Linked DNA regions of Homo sapiens: all the other regions are linked to region 3. Evidence: chromatin contacts called from ENCODE Hi-C or POLR2A ChIA-PET data. All regions are on one chromosome and are shown on one strand. Each heading gives the region's core, a stretch centred on a gene start or an enhancer-like site at or near the end of the contact. The rest is flanking DNA. Distances are from core to core; before and after follow the strand shown.

Region 1 (3,117 bases), core at 177-2,676, 260 kb after region 3:
TATTTTTCATATACTTTGTCCAGTTTTTTACTTGTTTCAAGTGGGAGGGTAAAGTAAGACCCTGTTACTCTACCTTCTCTAGAATGCAGTGTGCTTTTAACATAACATTATGTATCAATGGGTGAGATAATATTGTGTACTCTTTTTATTTTTTGAGACAGAGTATCACTCTGTCATCCAGGCTGGAGTGCAGAGGAGGCACAATCTCCGCTCACTGCAACCTCTGTTCACTGCAACCTCTGTCCCCTGGGTTCAAGTGATCCTCCTGCCTCAGCCTCCCAAGTTGCTGGGATTACAGATGTGCGCCACCATGCCTGGCTAATTTTTGTATTTTTGGTAGAGACGGGGTTTCAACATGTTGCTCATGCTGATGTCGAACTCCTGGGCTCAAGTGATCTGCCGCCTCAGCCTCCCAAAGTACTGGGATTCCAGGTGTGAGCCACCACACCTGGCCATATTGTGTACTTTTAACATAACATTATGTATCAATGGGTGAGATAATATTGTCTTATAAATATAAGTGTGAATTTTATAGACTATGAAGATTTTTTAGGTTATTATTCAACTGCATCTAATTAAAGTGTAACATTATGAGAAGCATTATATGATTACATATAATGACAGAATTCGATTTTCAGCTAAGTAGTTCAAGAATAAAATTAATAAAAAGTCCAATGACACAGTAAAATGAGCTTAAAATGAAATTGCTTTCTAAACCTAGAGCCAAAATTTCATTCATTTACTAATGTGTAAAATAAATACAGGAAAAATAATTTTTTTTTGGTATAAAAAGGTTTGCAGTCTTTAAAAGGGGCCATAAAAAATTCTGTACTAGCCGGGCGTGGTGGCTCACGCCTGTACTCTCAGCACTTTGGGAGGCTGAGGTGAGTCAGGAGTTCGAGACTAGCCTGGCCAACATGGGGAAACCCCATCTCTACTAAAAATACAAAAATTAACCAAATGTGGTGGTGGGTGCCTGGAATCCCAGCTACTCAGGAGGCCGAGGCAGGAGAACTGCTTGAACCCAGGAGGCAGAGGTTGCAGTGAGCCAAGATCGCGCCATTGCACTCCAGTCTGGATGATCGGAGTGAGACTCCAACTCAAAAAAAAAAAAAAAAAAAAAATCTGTACTTACAATGTTGCTTAATATTTAGAATGTTTTAAAAGAAAGTTATCTGTAGAAAAGAAGAGGAAATAAGGCAACACACATTTTCTGTTTAGGTTTATAAATTGAGCAACAACAATAATAATAAAAAAAGAGGATTCTTTAGTTACTGCTCCGTTATCTGCCTTTTCCAAACAAAACAAGTCCGTTTTCTCTGAACTTGTAATTTTTGGGCAAGTCAGCTCCTTATTTCCTTGCTTTGCTACTGACACGAGTGGCCAGAACCATGCGAAGTTCAACGTGCTTCCCTGGGCTGCCCTCTCGGTGACCTTGGTGAATGAAAGCTTCCTATGATGGCACATTCTCAAATAAGTATGTGGTTCAGGCATCTGACAAGCGTCTGAGCAATTCTCTTGCATGTTGAAGTAGAGCAGTACGATCAGCCCATTAGTGATTTTTCTCACAGAAATCAAGCCAATAAAGCCTCATTTTAAAAGTACATAAAACACAAATTATCAATGTAGATGCACTGTATCACAGAAAACAGTTCTGCAGCACCCCTTATCTCCCGGCTTATTAGGGTGGTATCCAATTTTGACCAAAATTTCACTTTCACTTCTTCTCCCTCTTTCTATCTCCATCACCCAACACAACCATTGTATCAATTGCGATGTAATTTTCTATAAACCTAAAGTAAGTCTGGAGCTTACACAAAAGTTTAACCTCAAGCACATACACACCTACTAGACTTGGTAGGATTATAAACAACATTTATTTCATTTGTGGCTGTATTTTAGAGTTGACGCAAAGTGATCTGGAACTGGGCTTAGAATTTTCTAAATAAACGGACTGGCTGGCAGCTTCCAAACCAGTTGCTTCTCCTCCCTGTAGGCAGAGGGGATTTCCACAGGGAAAGAAAGAGGGTTGGCTATCTGCTTTAGGGAATGGCATGCCTGGCCCTTTTTATCTCATTCCCACCAGTACTTGGGGATACTGGGAAAATAGTTCCCAATGAGGAAAAGGTTAGGGATTCCTGAGATGGTTTGGTATGTTTATTTTATTACCCAAACATTACACAAAACTCTTTTCTTCTAGATCAGGGGTTGGCAAACTAAGACCCACACAGCAAATCTGGCCAGCTGCTTATTTTTATGAAGTTTTAGTGGAACACAGCCACAGGGTCATTCATTTATATATTGAGTACGGCTGGTTTTGTGCTATAACGGCAGAGTTGAGTAGTTAGGACAGAGACCATGTGGTCTGCAAGTCCTGATATATCTACTATCTAGTCCATTAAGGAAATGTTTGTTGACCTCTGTTCTCAAAGACAATGTCACAAAAGGGTTTACTAAAAACCAAAAGACTTGAAGAACTTGAGAAGAATGTGGGTATTTTACAACTTTCCCTAAAGACAACAAAAACTAAACAGTAAAGTGCAGATGGCAACTGAAAGAGAGAAGCTGGTTGGTGATGGTGTCCGAATCTAGATTAGAGGTTCAACAATATACACATTTTCCAAAAGTGAAAGGTCAGATATCAACCTGGTGTGGTTTCAGCATTTTTGGGGACTTCTAAGGGAGAGTAACTCTCAGGTTGAAAGACATTTAAACATAAATTATAGTACTTTATAGTATTTTAACTTAGAATCTACTTTGTGGATTATCATTTGCCAAACATAATTTATAAAACCTAATCTGCAGATCCTAAATACAAGCTATATGTGGAATCTAATTCTCCATGATCAGAAAAACACCCGAGTTCTTGGAGACGTGATGTATCTTGCACCAAAGGGCATGCATAACTGTGTGGTCCACTTGGGCCAGAGGTGGTATGTGTCAATTGAAACTTAAAAAAAAGACACCTTGCCGATGAAGAGTCAACACAGGTCCTCTGCGTCAACATAAAAGCAGCATGTACTCATCGACATCTAAGAGGTAGTGTTTTACTGTGTGCTGAAATAGAAAAACATAGCTTCTATGGCATGTTCGGTGTCTCACTGGGACTCGTTGAGG
Region 2 (3,091 bases), core at 366-2,865, 410 kb after region 3:
TGAAATTCAGTCTATTCCCAGATCAGTTTGGGCTGCTTTTTTAGCTGCTCTGTCCAACCAATTCAGGGAAATTCTAGAAACTTCTGCACAGAAATGGGTGCAGGCCTGATGGAGACTGAGATTCAAATGCCCTGCAGCTGCACTCCAAGTCAAGTTCTCAAACAAAATTCCTTTTCATTAGTGTAACTGGGAAAATATGTAAAACTCATGAGTCCCTAAGATTCTTTTGGCATATTTCCCTGAACAATTCCCAATACTTTTCATTTTGTCAGGCAAAGCAAATAAAGTGATGTGTAGGTGTAAATACCATGCGATATGTAGTTGATGAAATGCAGATGATTCTGACTGAATAAGAAATCCTAAAGTTTGAAGAATGGCTTTTTAAAAGAATTAATCTGTTCTGCATTTGAGTTATTAATAATAGAAGATTTAAAAAAATCTCATTGTTTTATATTTTAATCCCATTGCTGATATATTTAAATCACATTTCTATATAAATTAAAATATGTAATAACAAATATATTGTTATTTAGTATTATTTAAAAATTACTTGGGTATTTGAATTCTTCTAAAGCATGGAAAAAGATTTATGTTACAGTGTTCAGAGAAAAAGGCAGGACAAAAATGATATTTATAGCATGATCTCAATGTGTAAAAAGATGAATATATAAATAAAATATTGAGTTATGAGAGACCTAGTTATCTCCTTTTTACTTTATGTTAAATTTTTTACAATAAGCTAATATTATTTTCAGAATTAGAAAAGACTTTTAGAAAAAGGAAATAATTCTCCATTTAATGGAGGGGTCATTTATATTTTTAAAGAAGTTGCAACAGTGCATATAATGGTTTGATAACAGTCATTTCCCCCTAACGCTTGACCTGGTCAAATGTAAAAATATGAAGATGATTTTTATTTCAAATTGACTTTTCACTTTAGATTACAAATGTTGCTTTAAACCAGTGCTGCTTTTTGCTGTTTGTTTGTATTTTTTAAAGATGGGGTCTTGCTATGCAGCTCAGGCTGGTCTTGAACTCCTGGCCTCAAGTGATCCACCCACAGTCTCCAGAGTAATTGGGTTATAGGCACAACCCGTCATGCCAGGCCCACTTTAGGCTATCGATAAAATAGTTGCCTGTGATCTAAACTGATATCAATATTCAGCTATTAAGGGATTAGATACTGATGACAGTTTACAGCCCTAAAAAATATATCATTTGTTGTGTTGGGGAGAAGGGGCTGTTCATTCTTCCCTTATAGAATCCAGTGTGGCTATTTCCTAAAAATCTTCAAGCTGTGCCACAAATGCATACATATATCATAATCTTACCAGCACGGTTATTTTTTTCCACTACAGTTAAAAAAGAGACAGGCCATTTAATTTTTGTTCCTTCAAAGGTCTTTGTTAGGTAAAGAAACTTAGAATTTCAGAAAAAGAATTGTTGATCCCTTGGTGTTTAATCTGTTCTTGAAAATTCATCTTTAGTCTTCTTTTCTATTTACAACATGGCAGGCCAATTTCAGCTTGATTATACATATTAATGCTAGCAAAAAGCCAGCGTGGAGAAATGTTCTACTGGCCATGGACTGCATTGGCTGTAACCCCAGGCAGTCGTGCTAGCTAGCATTCTCCAGCATGAGGCTGGAGGCCCAGCTTTGTTTACAAGTAAGGAACCTGAAAACAGTATCATCACAGCTTTGTTTTAGAAGTATCAGTTTTGTGTTCCAAGCTAAGGTCAGAGCCATCCATATCTGGATTTCTGATTTTATTGACAAGCCCAAAATGGAGTAAAGCACAAGGACTGGATAAGAAAATCTGCTGCAGGATTCTTCCTTCATAAACAGACAACACATCCTACCAAGTTTTCCTTAAGTGTTCCTATCTGAACAGGGTGAGAAAGCCTGCAAACCCACCTACCAAGATCATCTGAAGCCTGGAAGAAAGGAACCAATTTCACAAATCAAATGCTTTTTCAAGGTCTTAATGGCCAAGAGTTTGTTTATTAATTGCAGACAAATATGCATCAAGCATACTGCCATAAAACAACCCTGACTAAACTGTGCCCTAAACTCAGAGACCCCGGAGCCAATCTAACCAGAGGCAGCTCCTTGCAGGGTGTGGGCCCAGAGGGTGCCTGCAGGTGGAGCCAACCCCTCCCCTCAGCCAGGAACTTTCCCACACTCGATTATGGGGACATTAAGTTTGGGGTTCTAGGTTGGAAAGGGGCTCAGGAATCTAACTGCAGTGAGCCTGGAAGCCTGCGGGAGAAGGGTGAAGCCACAGGCAACCAAGGTGTGGAGCAAAGGATGAATTCCTTACAATGCCAACTGCTGAGGGATTCAGAGAGGCCCTGGCTGTCTGTCCCTCTTACAAAAAAGCTACAGAAGCTGGGCATGATGGCTCACACCTGTAATCCTAGCACTTTGGAAGGAGGAGGCGGGCGGACCACTTGAGGCCAGGAGTTCAAGGCCAGCCTGGCTAATGTGGCGAAACCCCGTCTCTATAAAAATACAAAAACAGTTAGCCAGGCGTGGGGGTGCATGCCTGGAATCCCAGCTACTTGGGAAGCTGAGGCACAAGAATTGCTTGAACCCAGGGGGCAGAGGTTGCAGCGAGCCAAAATCGCACCAGTGCACTCCAGCCTGGGTGACTTCATCTCAAAAAAAAAAAAGAAAAGCTACACAAAGAGAAGGAGAAAGAGGAGGACAGGAAAGTGGGACAGGAGGAGGGAAAAAGGATTTGAAGAAATCACTATATCATTAAAGAGGTGATTTTTTTTTTTTTTTTTTTTTTTTGAGACAGTCTTGCTCTGTCACCTAGGCTGGAGTGCAGTGGCGTGATCTTGGCTCACCGCAAGCTCCGCCTCCCAGGTTCACGCCATTCTCCTGCCTCAGCCTCCTGAGTAGCTGGGACTACAGGTGCCTGCCACCACGCCTGGCTAATTTTTTGGTATTTTTAGTAGAGACGGGGTTTCACCATGTTAGCCAGGATGGTCTCGATCTCCTGACCTTGTGATCCACCTGCCTCGGCCTCCCAAAGAGCTGGGATTACAGGTGTGAGCCACCGCGCTTGGCCTGTTTTGGATAATA
Region 3 (3,448 bases), core at 501-3,000:
CTGCAACCTCCACCTCCTGGGTTCAAGCAATTCTGTCTCAGCCTCCCGAGTAGCTAGGATTACAGCCACATGCCACCGCGCCTGGCTAATTTTTATATTTTTAGTAGAGACGGGGTTTCACCATGTTGGCCATGTTGGTCTTGAACTGCTGACTTCAGGTGATCCACCTGCCTCAGCCTCCCAAAGTGCTGGGATTATAGATGTGAGCCACTGTGCCTAGCCAAAATAGCTATTATTAAAAAGTCAAAAAACAACAGATGTTCGCACAGATGTGGAGAAAAGGGAATATTTATACATTGCCAGTGGGAATGTAAATTAGTAAGAGAGCTATAGAAAACAATATGGAGATTTCTCAAGGAACAAAAAACAGAACTACCATTCCACACAGCAATCCCATTATTTGGCATCTACCCAAGAGAGATAAAATCAGTTTATCAAAAAGATGCCTGCACTTGTATGTTTCTTGCAGCACTATTCACACTAGCAAAGTCATGGAACCAACCCAAGTGTCCATCAAAGTTTGACTGGATAAAGAAAATGTGGTCCATATACACCATGGAATACTATGCAGCCATGAAAAAGAAGGAAATCATGTCCTTTGCAGCAACATGGAAGGATCTGGAGGCCATTATCCTAAGTAAAATAACTCAGAAACAGAAAGTAAAATGCTGCATATTCTCATAAATGGTAGCTAACCAATGAGTACACAGGGACATAAAGATGGAAATAATAGACACTGGGTACTCTAAAAGGGAGGGAGGGTGGAAGGGAAGTGAGAGTTGAAAAATAGTATTGAGTACAATGTTCACCACTCCGGTGACGGGTACACTAGAGCCCAAACCTCACCATTATGCAATATATCCAGGTAACAAACCTATATATGTATCCCCTGAATCTAAACGAAAAATAAGGCCAGGTGCAGTGGCTCACGGGGCTGTAATCCCAGCACTTTGGGAGGCCGAGGCAGGAGGATCGCTTTGGGGTCAGGAGTCTGAGACCAGCTTTGGGCAACACAGTCAAACCCCGTCTCTACTAAAAATACAAAAGTTAGCTGGGCGTGGTGGTGCATCTTATAATCCCAGCTACTTGAGAGGCTGAGGCAGGAGGATTGCTTGAACTTTCGAGGTGGAGGTGGCAATGAGTGGAGATCGTGCCACTGCACAGGTGACAGAGTGAGTCTCCATCTCAAAAACAAACAAACAAACAACAGTAAAAATAAAAATAAAATGAAAATCTCTGTTCTTAGTGTCCTCACCTATAACATAAGTCACTTACATTATAGGTGAGGACACTAAGGCTGGTTATGAGGATGAAGTATCAGTTGGCTTTCTATAAAAATAACAAAAACTTTAATATTTTTGCTTGTTTTCTTCAGAATAGAACGACTTATTTTACTTTTTGCCAATTCCAAACATAATCAGTATAAATTGTAGAAGACTTTAAAATACAGAGAATAGGGAAAATTTTTCATAAGTACAACATCCAGATAATCACTATTTGTGTTGTTTTCTGAATAAAGTCTTCAAAACTAAGACCTAATGGCTGCACAATTTGTTTTTCTGTCCCCATGGTTAGATAATGTCCAATTTTCACCATCACGCTTTGTCAAAAACATTCCCGAGTATAAAATCATTGTCCAAATGCCTGAATGAGTTTTGGACAGAAGAGGGCAGTATTGAACAGCTTTCAGCTCTGCTGAACCAGAAAGCTCTTGATTTTCAGGACCAGAAGTCACTGAAAATCGCCAATACAAAATGTTGAAGGCCGGGCGCGGCGGTTCACGCCTGTAATCCCAGCACTCTAGGAGGCCGAGGCGGGCAGATCACGAGGTCAGGAGATCAAGACCATCCTGGCTACCACGGAGAAACCCCGTCTCTACTAAAAAAATACAAAAAATCAGCCGAACATGGTGGCGGGCGCCTGTAGTCCCAGCTACTCGGGAGGCTGAGGCAGGAGAATGGCGTGAACCCGGGAGGCGGAGCTTGCCGTGAGCCGAGATCGCGCCACTGCACTCCAGCCTGGGCGACAGAGCAAGACTCCGTCTCAAAGAAAAAAAAAAAAAGTTGAGATGCACTCTTTTTTATTTTTTTGAGACGGAGTCTTGCTCTGTCGCCCAGGCTGGAGTACAGTGGCATGATGTCAGCTCTCTGCAGCCTCTGCCTCCAGGGTTCCAGCGATTCTCCTGCCTCAGCCTCCTGAGTAGCTGGGACTACAGGCACTCACCACCACGCCCCGCTAAATATTTCTATCTTTAGTAGAGATGGGGTTTAGCCATGTTGGCCAGGCTGGTCTCGAACTCCTGACCTCAGGTGATCCACCTGCCTCGGCCTCTGAAAGTGTTGGGATTACAGGCGTGAGCCACCGCTCCCAGCTGAGATGCACTTTCAAATCTTGTGAAGCTGAATGTGACATTGTGCCTATTTTTTACCACCCTGACTTCCTGCATCAACATTTCAAGGGGAGAAAAGGAGCACATAATAGTATGTCTCAAGTTAACTCCCTATCTTCTAGTTTTCTTTATTTGCACCATGTAAAGATGCAGATCCCTTTTCTGTTTTTGTTTTGTGTTTGTTTTTGTAGAGATGGAGGAACTGGCTATGTTGCCCAGGCTGGTCTTGAACTCCTGGCTTCAAGTGATCCTCCCACCTCAGCCTCCCAAAGTGCTGGGATTACAGACATAAGCCACAGAGCCTGGCCAGATGCAGGTCCTTTACCCCAAGTATGGGTCAAAGGTGGCCAGGACCCTTCTTCCTGTGCTGACCTCCCCCTCCTCACCTCCTCTTCTTCACTTTTTTCGCTTTCCCCAGCCCAACTGTACATGACACACCAAAATCACCCCCACATTTCCCAGGTTCTTGCTGCAGGTAAAGAGTCCCAAACAAGACCACCATCATTCCCTTCTAGTTTGTGGTGAGCAGAAACCTTTCATTTTTTTTTTTTTTTTTGAAGTCACAGTCTTGCTCTGTTGCCCAGGCTAGAGTGCAGTGGTGCGATCTCGACTGCAGCCTCCACCTCCCGGGTTCAAGCAATTTTCCTGCCTCAGCCTCCCGAGTAGCTGGGACCACAGGCGCCCGCCACCATGCCCAGCTAATTTTTAGTAGAAACAGAGTTTCGCCATGTTGGCCAGATTGGTCTCAAACTCCTGACCTCAGGTGATCCGCTCATGTCGGCCTCCCAAAGTGCTGGGATTACAGGCGTGAGCCACTGCGCCCGGCCTGAGAAAGTATTTTTACATGCTCCCTGCATGCTGGTTGTGAATGAGTTAAAGACTGTAGCTTAGTGAACACAGCGGGAGGCTGTTAAATGCATTATAAAATAGCCTAAAAGATGTGGGGGCGGCAGGCAGGAGAGGCTCAGACCAGAGGCTCAACCCACTCCCACTGCTGGGAGTGAAGGGAGTGATTGATAAGAGGCCTCTAAAAATAATGGAGGGGGCTTCCAGGACAGG

Evidence for each region. Hi-C counts contacts between places; a loop is a spot of excess contacts on that map. ChIA-PET counts read pairs that join two places held with the same protein, here RNA polymerase II (POLR2A). Pooled maps may share reads with other maps.
Region 1: a pooled map shows a loop between it and region 3 (2.0-fold over the local background). The contact joins two enhancer-like sites. A Hi-C loop is called at or near these places in 7 of 168 maps with a recorded cell type or tissue (HCT116, HepG2, IMR-90 and 4 more) and 6 of 50 pooled maps. POLR2A ChIA-PET finds 5 or more read pairs at or near these places in 14 of 52 experiments (A549, A673, AG04449 and 11 more).
Region 2: a loop to region 3 is called in a pooled map, with 2.3 times the contacts of the local background. The contact joins two enhancer-like sites. A Hi-C loop is called at or near these places in 2 of 50 pooled maps. POLR2A ChIA-PET finds 5 or more read pairs at or near these places in 5 of 52 experiments (A673, AG04449, AG04450 and 2 more).

The regions. Positions count from the first base shown.
Region 1 is chr6:151,069,845-151,072,961 of GRCh38, reverse strand. The region is part of intron 26 of MTHFD1L (methylenetetrahydrofolate dehydrogenase (NADP+ dependent) 1 like); the gene reads right to left. Among named protein-coding and RNA genes, the nearest start is that of MIR12131, 31 kb to the left of the region's middle. Within about 2 kb of position 1,426, at least 15 of the 41 ENCODE cell types and tissues checked have a DNase peak (open chromatin) inside an H3K27ac peak, as active enhancers do.
Region 2 is chr6:150,928,140-150,931,230 of GRCh38, reverse strand. All of the region lies in intron 11 of MTHFD1L (methylenetetrahydrofolate dehydrogenase (NADP+ dependent) 1 like), which reads right to left. Among named protein-coding and RNA genes, the nearest start is that of MTHFD1L, 64 kb to the right of the region's middle. Within about 2 kb of position 1,615, at least 2 of the 41 ENCODE cell types and tissues checked have a DNase peak (open chromatin) inside an H3K27ac peak, as active enhancers do.
Region 3 is chr6:151,333,237-151,336,684 of GRCh38, reverse strand. All of the region lies in intron 3 of AKAP12 (A-kinase anchoring protein 12), which reads right to left. Among named protein-coding and RNA genes, the nearest start is that of ZBTB2, 57 kb to the left of the region's middle. Within about 2 kb of position 1,750, at least 2 of the 41 ENCODE cell types and tissues checked have a DNase peak (open chromatin) inside an H3K27ac peak, as active enhancers do.